Regions from separate parts of the Mus musculus genome. Here regions 1 and 2 are each linked to region 3. The links are chromatin contacts, found by Hi-C or POLR2A ChIA-PET in ENCODE. All regions are on one chromosome and are shown on one strand. The core of a region is the stretch at or near the end of the contact, and the rest is flanking DNA. Distances in the headings are between cores, read along the strand shown. Region 1 overlaps Gm34576 (a long non-coding RNA gene). Region 2 has its middle 5.9 kb from the start of Gm34924. Region 3 has its middle 65 kb from the start of Gm35039.

What was found. A loop is a pair of places that touch in the nucleus more often than their neighbours do. ChIA-PET counts read pairs that join two places held with the same protein, here RNA polymerase II (POLR2A).
Region 1: a map of heart shows a loop between it and region 3 (1.9-fold over the local background). The contact joins two enhancer-like sites. A Hi-C loop is called at or near these places in 1 of 37 maps with a recorded cell type or tissue (heart). POLR2A ChIA-PET finds 5 or more read pairs at or near these places in 1 of 5 experiments (Patski).
Region 2: a loop to region 3 is called in a map of left cerebral cortex, with 2.3 times the contacts of the local background. The contact joins two enhancer-like sites. A Hi-C loop is called at or near these places in 1 of 37 maps with a recorded cell type or tissue (left cerebral cortex). POLR2A ChIA-PET finds 5 or more read pairs at or near these places in 1 of 5 experiments (Patski).

What each region holds. Positions count from the first base shown.
Region 1 is chr3:65,454,395-65,457,523 of GRCm38, forward strand. The region is part of intron 1 of Gm34576 (a long non-coding RNA gene); the gene reads left to right. Among named protein-coding and RNA genes, the nearest start is that of Gm34576, 6.5 kb to the left of the region's middle. Within about 2 kb of position 1,542, at least 1 of the 3 ENCODE cell types and tissues checked has a DNase peak (open chromatin) inside an H3K27ac peak, as active enhancers do; it is heart, where a contact is called at or near this core.
Region 2 is chr3:65,585,232-65,588,269 of GRCm38, forward strand. No RefSeq gene overlaps it. Among named protein-coding and RNA genes, the nearest start is that of Gm34924, 5.9 kb to the left of the region's middle. Within about 2 kb of position 1,325, at least 1 of the 3 ENCODE cell types and tissues checked has a DNase peak (open chromatin) inside an H3K27ac peak, as active enhancers do.
Region 3 is chr3:65,862,140-65,864,839 of GRCm38, forward strand. No RefSeq gene overlaps it. Among named protein-coding and RNA genes, the nearest start is that of Gm35039, 65 kb to the right of the region's middle. Within about 2 kb of position 1,317, at least 1 of the 3 ENCODE cell types and tissues checked has a DNase peak (open chromatin) inside an H3K27ac peak, as active enhancers do; it is heart, where a contact is called at or near this core.

The sequences.
Region 1 (3,129 bases), core at 292-2,791, 410 kb before region 3:
GGGGCAATTCTAATCTTCATTGTCAGGATATCAGAAGTCCAGTCCAATAGCAAACACCAAACTGTAGCAGCAGCCGGATCCAGCAGAAACCACAAGGCTCAGCCAAATCTGCATGAGTCATTGGGAGTGGCAAGAATCAGCTGGAATACCACGAGAAGTTCTTTAGCACATTTCTCTCTACAAAGTGAAGACCAGAGAAGCTTCGCATGGCATCACCATGCAAGAGCATCCTTTCGCTGTCTGTGGGGTTCTACTCACACTCTTCCCAAACATCAAGCGACCTCTAAAGCGTCTGCTTCAGCCAAACATCCTCTCACACAACAGCTTCCAGAAAAACCATCACATGGCACAACTGAGTTTCTGAAGAAACCAGAAATTTCCACTTCACAAATCCATACTTAATTTTTATACAACGTATCTGACATTTATGCTGTAATTCATATGACTAATACAGGTAAATTGTAACTGTGTAATTATGGGAGTAAAAAGATTAGTGGATGTTGAGTCTAATCAAGACACTACAAACAACTGAACACAAACAGGAGCTTACATTTTCCCACAGAAGAGTTTAATCTGCTGTGCCTTCATCTAATCTTCCTACTTTGTAACTCAAAAGTCAAATATTTCCCAAACTCTGTAAAGCTGTCTGTGATTCAGCAAAAGTGTTTCCCTTGTGATATTCTGTTATCATCGTCCCCATGATCCAAGGAGATGGGGGGTGGGAGGGAGGTGCAGTTCACTTCTGAGGACTCTTGCCTATAGGATAACTACAGCAGCCTGTACAGGATCACTGACACAGGGTCTCACTAAGTCAGTAGTTCTTGCTGTCCTAGAACTTGCTATGTGGACCTCAAACTCAGAGATCCTCTGCTTTCCTGATCTCAGTTTCCCCAGTGCTGGTATTAAAAGTGTGTACCACCTCACCCGGCCCCTGCCACAGTCTTAACTGACACAGAACCTACCACCTCTTTGCCAGGGGTGGAGGCGTGGCGTGGGGATAGGAGTGGGGGTGGGGTGTAGAGGTTGGGGGAAGACGAGTCAGAGCAGAGGCTAGAATTTTCTGTGAAGGAAGACTGGAAGGAAGGCCTATGTCTACTTCCTGCACCAGAAGGGAAGTTGATAGTATTTAGATCTACTTCCTGCACGATTCCCGGATCTTGCTGGGATGTAATGACAACCTCAGCTCTACATGAGGAAAACTGCAGGAGGCGAAAATTAGTGGAAAACGATCATTAAACAATTCCAGAAAGCTCTAGACTGTAAGCGAAGTGTAAAATCCTTTCTGAAGCAGTGCTGGGCCTGGATCCGGGCACAGGCAACCTCACTGCTGCTCCTCCCTGAATGGCTGGCAGGATGAAACACCCGGGATGGGACGCTGGGACCTGCTGATCGTGCAATAATTCCAAGACTATTATCAGAGTCAAGGGCACATGCTCTGGGCGGGGAGTAGGAGGGTAAGGAGATGTTTCCAATCAACTCAAATGGCTCCATACTGGAGATGAAACACTTCAACAGCGGCCAGGGGCCTGCGGGCCAGGACCAGCAAGCACTGCCTGTGCTTAGAAACTGTGGGGACTGGGAACAGATGGCTTGGCTGCACACTGCTCAAGCCAATGTTCCAAGACTGAGCTCTCCCTGTGCAGGGGCTCGGGGCCTCTGCTTTCAAAACAGGCAGGAGGACGTGCTTTGTTCCCGGGAGAAAGTACAAAATAAAAGAACTTTGCCTACACTCCGCTAAGGGAGGGGGCAGGCAGGATGCCAACTCCTGAGAAAAAGCAGGACTGCATCTCCTTGCACTGAGGGATCTGTGCTCAGTGGGGAGGGAGCCCCAGGGCAGCTGCTAGTTCTCAGTTTGCCAAAGTTCACCCACTTGAGTATTGACTTCTGGCCACTTGATAGGCAAGAACAAATCCCTCATTTGAACACTAATACTGACACTATTCTCAGAACTCAATATATAAACTTGCTAATTTCACTTAAAATTCTTTAAGGAAAAAATGCAGAGGGAAAATTCTTTTCATAATCTCAGTCGTATTTAAACAGTTCCATTGTACACTGCCAGTAATTGAATATACGTGTTTGTAAATCAGAACATACCAGAGTTGTGTGACCTAATCTTTAAAATTTTTATTGAGGTCGAGGACACAACATTAGATTTAGCAACTTATTTTTAAGGGCTCGTTTCAATATTTGCACAGTCACACAAATGTATTACTAGACGATCCTTCTAAATTTTTCATCTTACAAAACTGACCTTCTTGGATTGGCTGCAGCTCAGTAGGGGAGTGTTTGCCCCACATGTGCAAGCCTGCCAACCCCTACCCTGTGACAATGAGAAACTCCATGCTTGCTAAATATGTATTCCCCAGCCACAGACACCCCCCCACCCCCCGCACACACACACACACACACACACACACACACACACACAGCTTTAAACCACCACCTGTCAAGGGTCAGCTTGTGTGATTTTGTCAGCCTTCATCTGAGCAGCAGTAATACACTGACACTGTCCTCTTGTGAGAATTATTCTCTTAAGTATAATGTCTCAACGTTTACCCAGTCTGTAGCAGGTGACACATTTCTTTTCCTTTTTTCTTTTTTTTTTTAAAGAAATATTATACTGTCATGAACAACACAGAGGTCTTTTAATTTTTAAATGTTTTAAAATTGTGTGTGTGTGTGTGTGTTATTCATCTGTAAACACATACAGAGGCCAGCGGAGGACCTCAGGTGTCCCCTACCATTCCTCTCTACTTTATATTTTAAGACAAGGTATCTCCCTGAACCTGAAGTCCCCCCTTTTGCTAGGCTGACGAGCAGCAAGTTTCTAGGCTCTACTGGCCTTCTGTGTCCAGTTCTGAGGCTATAGGCACACACAGCCAAACCTACCTTTTTCCTGGGTGCTAGAGATTGAAACTAAAGTCATGCTTGCACAAAAAGCACTCTTAACAGTTGAGCCTCCTTCCCATTCTTCGTATGTCTATACCACATCTTTATCCATTCATCTGCCAGTGAACATTTGAGGAGTTTCTACCTCTGGGCTATTATGATAATTATGTAATGCAAATATCTCTTTGAGACTTGCTTTGAATTCTTTTGACTGTACACCCAGAAGTGAAATAACCC
Region 2 (3,038 bases), core at 75-2,574, 280 kb before region 3:
TTCTTAAATGCACTTTTCATGTCAATTTGATATTCAAAATCAGAATTATTTAAAAGCTTTTATGCGCCAGAGGCCATGTGATAGGCATTGGACTGTCACCCCCTGCCCCACCCAGGGGGCTGTGGGTGTAGGCAGATGAAACATGCCCTTTGTTCCCTGGACAGCTGGGTGAAAAGCTTATCCCTGTGAAGTTAAGAGCCCTGGGCAGAGGGCACCTCTTTCACAGGCCACAGGACCTTGGAGTCCCTGAAGAGAGTTGCCTGCAGAGTGTGTGCAGTGCGCATGCCTTTTCCCACCCTCCCTTACTAATGGGGGAACCGAGGGATATTTTTACTTATAAGATGAAAAGATGAACTTTCCACATCGTGACGGCTGGCAGACGAATCCTTCCAACGGAGCTCTACAGTACGATTTTGCTCTGTCTGTACTAGCTTTTTGAAGTCTGTACCCAGCTACTAAAGTGTCATAATTAGGAAGAAAAAAAATCTCTTCTCTCATGCCTCCCCACTAAAGTCCCTGCCACCATCTTCAAAGTGTCCAAATGTTGCTGTGACACGTCTGTGGTTGTTGTTCATCAAGTGTCTGAATTTCAGAGCTGTTCCAAGTCTCTAAAATATGTAGTTAAAAGGGATTCCAACCATGAGACATAAACACAACTAAAATCGGCCCTCCAGATATGTTTATGTGCAGTTCCATCCCCCAGGTTTTAGTCAATAAAATATTCAGCCATTTTTAGTGGAATGGACCAAGCACTTCCTGTAGAGGATACAAGAGAGTGGACACTACCGTTATGCAAACGCAGTGGCCGGCGGTTCCTGCTGTGGACAGACTCAGTGTAGCCTTAAAGCTTTTTTTGAGACAAGGTTTCTCTGTGTAACCCTGGTTGTCCTGGAGCTCACTCTTAATGCTTATTTTTGAGTGTGTTCTGTTTTACAACTTCCTACCCAATACACAGGAACCGAGGTACTCCTTTTCTGAATTAAAAATTTCAGGAAGCCTGGTGTGGAGGGGAGGGGTGGAATAGGGTGGGGGGGGGGGCGGATAGGGGACTCTACCATCCACTCTCCCACCTTCCCCAAGACGGTACCAGAAAGAGGCCTCCTGCGTTCGTCCAGCGACTACAAACTCGCTGGATTAGATCGCTTTCCTAGGTGATAGCCCAGGCTTTCCCCTCAATTGGATGATGAGTAATCACTTGAAAGGAAGAATTTAACACGGAGATCTTCCGCTTTAACGACAAGAACTGGGGTGTATGTAAATTACAGTCTTTCACTTCTCCGGCTGTGCAGATGTGACTCAGAATTCACACCACAGCTAATGCGGAGAGCGAGCTGGCTTCCACGTACACAAGTGTGCCAGCGTGTGGGTGGCCCAGGGCCGCCCTCCCAGGGTTTGAGTCCGCGCGTGCGTGTGTGTTCGGTGGGGGGAAGGGGATGTAGACAAAGCTGACTCCTGACAACTTACAAGAATATGTAACTAGCAAACCGTCTCAACAGCCTCAGCGGTCAAAACCTGCATTCCCTCAGCCTTAGAAAAGGACTGTGCTTAGCAAACTCAGTTGAGAGGGGCCAGCCATTCCAGTGGCTGCGGGATTCTCAGAGCAAGTGCGCCTCACCCAAGGTCCTGCTTGGAAACAAACAAGCTGGCCTTCGATCACAGGAAGGGAGTGGAACCTCCCTCAATGTGTCGGTTTTAATCTTGGTTCTGGGGGACATTAACTCCCTCTTCGTGGATCACTGATTGCTTTCAAAATACCAGGAATCATTATTTTACCTTACAGGGTTATTGTATGCTAGGACTAATTTAGCTAAGGCTTGTAGAAGCCAGTAGATGCTGAATGACCTTATTAGTTCCCCTTTAAAAAGCTCTTTAGCATCCCTGGGCAGCTGATTTGATGAGAAGTGCCTACTTACTGTGACCCTCATGTGTAGTCCTTCTTCGAACTCAACCTCCCAGGGCTTTTTAGTCCCTTTGATGAATAAGTACTGCTTCCAAATGAACCAAACAGTAAGCAGGGATGTGAATTTTGTCTGTGGGAAAAAAAGAAAATCAACCCCAGTGTTCAAGGGGGAAAAATCATGCTAATTAGAAGGGAGACAAACAGTGAGCCTTTTAGAGATGGGACAGGCGAAGGTCTGGCTTTTAAGTGTAACCTAAAGTGATGGAGATTCAAGTTGAAGAACTTGCTCATGTCCTCAAGATCCTTCCCAAGGCACTGTCACCATCCCCTTCCTTTCTCCTCTCTGCTCTTCTCTCAGTGCCAAACAGAACAGCTATAGGCATGAGCCTGTGCAAGACACATCTGTGCATCTTGGGTGGTGCAGCAAGCACAGAGTTCAGGCATGCCCCTCTCTGCTCTGCCATGGCACATTCTGCTCCTTGGAGGGAAGTAATCTCAGAATTACTATACTCCCAGAAGCCAGCCCTCAGCAAAGAGTCTCCTGGACCTCCATGCAATCTCTCTGTCTGTCTCTGGGGATACACCAGGGTGTGCCCAGCTCATTTTGCATGACGGTTTTAAAGCTGCTGTTTATGAGTGTTTTAAATTTTTTACTTAATAAAGGAACCGATGCTTTACAACTGGAGATCAGTTGCTGATTAGCATCCATTCCGCCAACGGTTGTAGCTGCTGCTCATCTTTCCGAGGTCTGTGAGCCCACAGCTGTCTCTCCTCTCCTGTGTTTTCTCTGAAGCAGTGTGTCTCTGCACTTCCCTCCAACTTTGTTTTGGCTTAGTAATTCTATCTTGCTTACACAATTGCTCAGTCTTTATCCTCCTGTTTTTGATTACCAACTGGTGTTTATTTTAAATGCAGTTACTGGCCAATTAAATAGAAATTAGCTACATTTAAAGACAGGATTCCAGCTTACTGTGCCTTTCCTTTCCTTTCCAAAAAACAAAAAACAAAAGCAAAAAAAAAAAAAAAAAAACCCCAAAACAACCTAACACTCATCTTTCTTGAGACAATTCTCAGAATAAACATTCCAAAGACAAAGACCTGTGAGGTGTCAGGGCCCCTTAGGACAGCTACCTGCTGG
Region 3 (2,700 bases), core at 67-2,566:
GAATACCCAATCAGATGAATGTCTTCTCCACGCATCTTGTCACCTTTAAACAAAGGAATCTGGAAGCCACAGCAACATCTGTGTCCAAATATAGCCAAGCCTGTTTATTTTATTTTAATTGAAAATCAAATGACTTTAGATGAACAAATCATTTAGAAACAGCACATTTTTAGGTAATTCTTAAGATCATTTTGCCAACCAAGAAAGCAGCTTGATGTCAGGCTGTCTTCATAGGATCTTCTGAGCTGTGATGCTATCAGCGTGAAATCAGGGAGAGCATTCAAAAAAAAAAAAAAATCAGGGATGGCTTGAAGTGATTTGCACAAGAATTCTCGTTCCACAGGAAACCCACGTTCTAGACACAGGCTGACCCTTCCCTTGTAAGTAAGCTCACTCACGTCATTTGCTTACTTTTTTCTCAGCACAATTAAAGATGCAATTCATTAAAAGTCACAAAACGTTGTTTTGACAGACATTTCTATTAATGCTAGCAAACACGGAGCCAGTTCTAAGCCAACGCCGCCCTCACCTCTGCAAGTGGGAGAGTGGCTTTCAGACCCTCAGAGTTCCCATGAGTGACTCACACCTGCAGTGATCTTCCAGTCTGGGGTCTGGCCTGACAAATGCTTATTCCTTTAGGCTCACTGTGGTTTCTTTTAGAGGCAAGCCTGTGTGCTCAACAGTTTATGAAAGGGTAATAGGAACAGGAAGATAGTCGTGTTGTTTTTTCCTCGACCCTTGAGGATTAAGAATAAAAATTAAGCCAATTAAGGGGCCCCGATTGCCCTGAATGTCTTAGGAGGAAATGACTTTTTAAGGCATGTGGGAGTTATTAAAAAAAATATATCCCTTGGAATATTTCCTTCTGTGTGTTGATACACAGAGGCCTGTGGAATGGGCTCTCAGAAGGAAACAGTGACTTGGATAGAAACCACGTTGCTGTTGTAAATAGAAAGAGGTCAAGAGAGAGGTCGTATGCAGTTTTCCAGTTATCTTCTCATTGTGAGAAGTCACTGAATTCAGATACATCATGAATACTCTGGATAATGAAGGATCCCCCCAAACCATGTGTGGTAAGAAAAACATCAGGGATCTTTCTTTTTTTTTCTTCCTTCCCCCCCTCCTCCCCTTTTATTCTATTTATTGACATTCACCTTGAACCGTACAGTTTGGTTGTCATACTTTTCGGTGTCTGATGTCACAGGCAAACCATGCAGTATCAATGAGACTGTGACAGGCCGGAAGAGAGAGGCTTAGCCTCGCCTTTTGCATAGCACAAACAGCCTAGTGTGTTGGTGTGAGGCTGATTGCCTTGTGAGGGACCGGCCTCCTGCCTGGGATGTTCTCCGTCCTCTGTCTGCCCCCTAGTGGAAAGGTGAGGAATATGTGGGAGTTCGCTGAGGGTGTCTGAACGGAATCTGAAGTAAGGCTTCTTGAGACCTTCCTTCTACAGCCCCGTTTTCAAGCATGGCCTCTTCTTCACTCGGAGGAGAAGAACGCCAGCTCATTGAGTATTCTGCAGCCTCCCTAGAATGAATACCTCCATTTTGGTGTGCTTTTTCTAAGGCCTTCAGTCTGCCTGTGACAACCCTAATCCCCACGTCACGACACTTTCGCATGTGCAATCAGCGCCAGACACTTTTCCCAGGACGTGAAAATTATTCTTAGAGTCCCACAAACTAAAGAGTCCCACAGCACAGTGCTGTGCTGTTGAGCATGCTGCCACCACAAAAGCCCTGCGTTTCCCAGAATGTGTCTCTGGGATTTGTCATTTATTCACGAGAAACCTGCTGGTTGCCAGACACTTGGTTCTGGAGACACACAAACACTTGGCCAAGGCTCCTTCCTAGGGAAGCCTGTGGCCCAGAGAAGGAACAGTCTATCCTTGATTGCCACAGGATTCGGTCTGTGTTCCTACATACCCACGCTGCGCTGCAGTAGCAAAACCCATGGGGGCAGAGCCAGGGGATTGGTTCCAAATTCTAGTCACAACAAAGCTAAGCCAGCGAGTGCTTTGTTCAAATGACTCAGGTAGATAAATGAGGCCAGCACAGGCCGTCCTGACACCACACACCTCTAGAATGCCCTGGCTGTGCTCGGAGCCTCTGATGTCACCCGGTATTTTCATCCCTCCCCAAGTCAGAGTGTTCTGTGTCAGCTATGCGGATGTTGCTAAGGGGCTGGCCAGTTTCGCGGTGCGCTCCCTTAGCCGACCTGCATGCTCTCCCTGCTCTGGTGGCAGTCGGCTCGTGCCAGCCCTCCGCACTGCTTCGCTCATTTCAAGCCTCACTTTGGTTTTTGTTTTCTTCTTGAATCCCATTTTCTGCATTGCTGATTCCCAGATATGAAAGACCTAGAAAGGACGGATGAGCATTTCAATGACCCCAAAGCACTCTGTGTCGGGTATACAGACTCATACTTAAGGGTAATGGTGTTATTATTGGTATCGGAAATGCTGGAAGAAGAAAAACAAGATTGATATTCGAGGCTTCTGGCTCATGACAAGAATTAATGCAGAGAGGGTGGAGTCAGTGCTAGCTTGATAGTGAGACATCCAATGCAGGAGGATGCCTGCACAGAGCCCGGACAAGATGGCCTGTTTCCTGGGCCTGAGGTGTTGTGTTCCTCTCTCACTGATGCCCAAATTGGGTGAATGGTCATCTTCGCTAGTCCTCTCAGGCCTCCTTGAGAAACGGAATT